2 separate regions of the Homo sapiens genome follow, and region 1 is linked to region 2. Evidence: chromatin loops called from intact Hi-C (ENCODE). Cell type or tissue: HepG2. All regions are shown on one strand.

What was found. Peaks named below come from ENCODE experiments on the same cell type or tissue, not always from the same donor. Only the 100,000 strongest peaks of a DNase experiment are listed, where the experiment ranks them.
Region 1: a loop joins it to region 2, with 7 times the contacts of the local background. A loop is called at or near these places in 2 of 110 quality-filtered maps.

What each region holds. Positions count from the first base shown.
Region 1 is chr17:72,732,699-72,735,198 of GRCh38, reverse strand. All of the region lies in intron 7 of SLC39A11 (solute carrier family 39 member 11), which reads left to right. Among named protein-coding and RNA genes, the nearest start is that of LINC00511, 93 kb to the right of the region's middle. In HepG2, no CTCF peak of the experiment used is centred here; a DNase peak (open chromatin) is centred at 1,228.
Region 2 is chr17:72,787,640-72,790,139 of GRCh38, reverse strand. The region is part of intron 6 of SLC39A11 (solute carrier family 39 member 11); the gene reads left to right. Among named protein-coding and RNA genes, the nearest start is that of LINC00511, 150 kb to the right of the region's middle. In HepG2, no CTCF peak of the experiment used is centred here; a DNase peak (open chromatin) is centred at 1,009.

The sequences.
Region 1 (2,500 bases), 55 kb after region 2:
TGCATGGGCTGGAATGTTCCAGGGCGAAACTTTTCTTATTCTCAACTTCATGTTCCTGCCTCTCAGACTCCCAAGTCATTCATTAAAATGATGCTTATGGTGAAAATCACATGAGATGGTAGACAAGGAGGGCAGAGCCTTTAGAATGTAAGAAATGTCACCCAAAACAAGGGCTAATGATGACTCGTCACACCCTGCAGACTGCTCTTCTAAGCGCGGGGCCTGGGGTGGGGGCATGTAGCTCTTCTGCCCCTGGCACAGCAGTTTTGATCCTGACTCCACTAGACCACAAGAGACTTCAGAGTCAAGCAGTATCCACGGGGCTGAAGAGCCCAGAGGGTGTGACCTTATAAACATTCAAAGGCCAAGTCCTCCCAGAGCGCAGGAAACCGCACACGCTGCAGAGGTCTGTGCCCAGCAAGTGACAGCTGTGCCCCAGGCATGGAACTCACAGGCCAGGCTCTCTGGTGGCACCACGTCCCCCGCGACATCATCATGTCAACTCCGATGTTCTTCTGTTCTGTCACCTGCACTTTCTGCCAGTCTTTATAAGTATTTTGGAAGAAAGTGGAGCAAAAATATTTCCAACTCAGCTCCTCCCTTCCCCGGACCAAACAGATTCTCTCTCAGTTACAAAAGCCCTCGACAGGATCCTCTAACTGGGGTGGAGTCGGGGCAGCAGGCCTTGGTGTTTTCAGCCTCACGAGACCCTCTGCTATACAAGCATCACTGGAGGGTCCATATGCCCCCACACCTGACCCATTATTGTCACAGCCTGAGGGGCAGGAATGATGGAGCTGTGCTGCCATTGCCACTATGTCCACAGAGTACTGGGGCCAGGGGACCCCTGCAATGCAGGCTGCAGAGAAGGAACGAGGGAAGAACATTCCCTCAAGCAGACCCTTCAGCCCATTCTCCCCACTTTGAAAAACGTGTAGAGTTTGTGATTCCCTCCTCTCTAAATGTCTGGCATCTTCTTCTTGGGTGGCAAGATGTAGAACAGCCCCTGGGCCAAGACTTGTTAGCTTTCTCTGCCTTTAGTTCACACTACACATAGGATTTCATGGGAGGATAGGGACAAAAGGATAGTGGAGAGTGAGGATTTCCCACTTGAGTAGCCATGAGGGAAAGGTATGTGCTGAACTGTAGCCTGGACAGGCAGAGCCTACCACCCTGCAAGGCTGTAGAATGCTCAACTCATAGCAGGTCGGGGCCAGTGTTGTGCCTGTTGACACAAGGAGGTCAAGGGCTGCAGCTTCCAGTTATCTCATAATGCTGGGGCTTTCGAACCAGCATCTGTGCTTGTGTGTAGAGTCCAGAGAAGCCAGCCCTGCAGAAACAGCCTGCTATGGGGTTCATACACCAAGGCAGTATCTTGCCTTAGATGACCACCTGCAATCCAGGATGAGACTTTGGCTTGATCAATTGCACTAAATCCACCCACACTCATTCTCAGTTCCCTCTTTCAAGAGGGAAAAGAAAAGGCACTGACACTGTAAGATGATGAAAGTAGAAAGTGAACAGGCAACCCTGTTGGATGAGCCATTGGTGAAATCATGTGGTCCTCAGCATTGAATAAGGCCGCATGAGGCCAGGACCACTGTGACACAGAGTGCCAGGCAGGGGGACTGTGCACCAGCCCCTGCCTGCCCGGAGTCTCCCAGACTCAGCCAGTCCAGCCTCCACGGAGGCTGCAGATGCTTAGCTTATCTTCTGAGCAGTCCTGGTCTCCACTCATTCATTCATTCATTCATTCATGCACCCGTTCTTTAGTGAGTAGTGGTATATGTCTCATATTTTGCTAGTCATTGCAGAAAACACAATTTGTATGAAAAAACTCTTCCTAGAAGCTGAACATTTGTCACTAGTACTTCCAGTAACATGGTGAGATCAGCTGACATGGATGTCCCACCACAAACAAACAAACTAGTAAACATGGTTTTTACTACACAGCCAAGGACTAAGGAGAAAGAAATGCCAGATGCTAGAAATAAAGGGAAAAATCAAAGACACCGTGGTAGGTGGTTTCAGATCCTCACAGAGCTTCAAAGGATTGAGGGTTGGACCTCTTGCCTATGGAGCGGATGGAGCCGTGCCCTTGCCCTTGGATGTCAGGGAACTGAAACAGCCCAGCCTAAAGACCAGGGCTTGTAGGCATTGCCTTCTGTAAAAGGGACTATAAAACTCCACCCACTGGTCCAGGAACTTGCGTGTGCAACTTGTCCTCTCTCCAGGATCTTGGACAGAGAGATGGGGTATAGGGCATAGTAAATGATGTGCAGGATAGGAAAACCCTAGACCTGCATCACACAAAGGGTGTATGGTACAAACTTTTATACTCTATCTTGTACCAGAAACCTCAAATAAAGAGCATAAATACTGGCCTAGGATAATAGAAATCTTTCAGGCTCTAGCAGGAACAAACATAAAGTCCTTACCTACACAAAGCCCTAACTCTTCCACTAACCAGCCACACCAGATGCCTGGGGGCAAGGAGGAG
Region 2 (2,500 bases):
TAAATGGATAATCTGCCCACCCGGCTTGTTATCCTCAGCTCCCCTATAATGTGGCAGCAGATAAGTAGCCTCCCTTGCATACAGTGCTGCTACTTCATGTCTTTGAATCCTGCAGGATTGAGTGGATTTGAGCTTTCATAGCATTCTGGCATCCCTGATTTCCCTCAGCTCAATCTTTGGCACTCCACGAGAAGTCAGAAAAACCCAGTTAAATTCCCTGCCCAAGCATCTCCACGTTTGCCAGACCAGACATGGAAGGTGAAATTGGGCCATGTTCCTGAATTATTCATTCAGATGGCAGGACACCCATACGTACCCACAGATCTTTCTCCTATCTTCAGTAAGGCCTGACTCTCGGCCTGGATATTGATGCCTGGATTTCATCCGCCCCAGGGAACGAGGTTCTATATAATAAAGAACCCTCATAATGAAAAGGTTCTTTCTTATAACTAATTCAGAGGCTTCAGAGGAAGTGTGGCCTTTAATCAGGTTGTTGTTCTATGTTTCCAAATATCAGCCTGCCCTGCACAGTGGGTGACCAATAAGTGTTTGCTGAAGTGAACTGAAGGGTGGAATCAGAGCTGTGGCTATTATCTTCCGAGTTATAGGCCTGTTCCCAGGGATGGTTCTTACCTGGGCGACAGTTTACCTGCTTTCACAGCCAATTACAAAACCATTCTTCATTTCGTGTGCCCTTTGCCCTAACAAGTACTTCTTTGACTTGAATTTTGAGGTGGCCTCCATTGTTCTTCTCCATGATAGCACGTCACAGTGCATGTGCTAAGTTAACAAATATATCGAGATTGTTTGGCCACAGGGTAAATATTACACTGCAGTCAAAGCCTTTGGGAGGCCTAGGCGGGCGGATCACGAGGTCAGGAGTTTGAGACCAGCCTGGCCAACGTGTTGAAACCCCGCCTCTGCTAAAAACACAGAAATTAGCCGGACATGGTGGCGTGCGCGTGTAGTCTCAGCTGCTCTGGAGGCTGACGCAGGAGAATCGCTTGGACCCGGGAGGCAGAGGTTGCAGTGAGCTGAGATTGCGCCACTGCATTCCAATCTGGCGATGGAATGAGACTCCATCTCAAAAAAAAAAAAAGCCTTTGTCCTCTCTGGTAACTGGGAGAAAAATGAAGGCCTCTAAGAATCTGATGCTCAAATGAGGGTCATAACATAACATTCATGCAGACAAAAGAAAACATGCTATAATGAAATCACTGGCCTTGCCACAGTACATGTCACCTGTGGTCACGCTTCAGTTGCATGGTTTCTGACAGTCACCTCCTTTTACTCCATCCATGCCTCATACTCTCCACTGACCAGTCTTAATACACAGCATCTGATCCCAGCCTTTGGGGTTGGGGCCCCTGCCTCTAGTATTGTCCAGGACTTAGGTTTAGTTGGGAGAGCATCACCTCTTAAATGTATACCATTGGCTCATGTCATCTCCATCAGTTTTTGGGTGGAGCCCCGGTGTTTGGCCATTGTAACGAGGGGCCCTCCTGCCTCCCAAAATTATGTGTGTATTATTCTTATACTCCCTTTTCTGGAGACAAGTTCTTGATCATGCCTAACCAAAAGGTGGGTTTTGAGGAAGCAGTACAGCAAAGACAGTTGGAAAATTGAAGGAAAGTACAGCCTGGGACTGCTGCCTGGTCGTGTGACATTGGTCGACTTCCTTGACCTTTGTTGCCCTCTTCTCTAAGAAATGGTTAAACACAGCTTAATCTTCAGGGACCCTCTAGATGCTAATGTCATGTCATTCTCATATGAGAAAGATCATCAGAGAAAACTAATAATGCATGGAAACAAGGGGAAATGTTGAACCCAGCTGGGACAGGCAGTGTCAGAAGGCTGTTAGGAGAGCTGGATCCAGCATGGATGCATAGCAGAGAGGCCAGATGAAGAAATTTCTGGTCGAGGGGTCCAGGATGTATGGAGTAAATACCTGGGCCTAACCAGTGGGGAAAGGATTGGCCTAGGACCCAGGGGATGAAATTAGAGGCTACCTGACTTATTAAATGCTGGGAAGCAATGATTAATAAATAAAAGTTTACTTGAACTGTGCCTACTTGAGGTGTTGAGGATTCAGTGGTTAATAAAACATGTTGACCCTGCCTTCTTGGGGATTTACAGTCCAGGGAGGAGAAGGACATTCATGAAAGAATTGTACAAATAAATGCAAATCTTCAACCCTGATATATCTACCTACAACAGAGAGGGCCACGGTGCTATGAGAGCTCAAAATAACTGGATGCGCCCAGTAAGGGAGCCCAGGGAAGGAGGGGGAGAGTCAGCTGGGGTGAATGTGCATCCCAGGAGGAAACAGAATGTATCAGAATGAGGCTTTGGGGTCAGCAGAAATGTGGCTACAAAGGTGAGTTTAGCTAGACAATGTCAGATTTTCTGTGTACTTGGTTTTTGCTACTTTAAAAATGATGTTTACCTCCAAGATTCCACAGACATTTGTTGGCTGAGTATATGATAGACTGAATAGTTA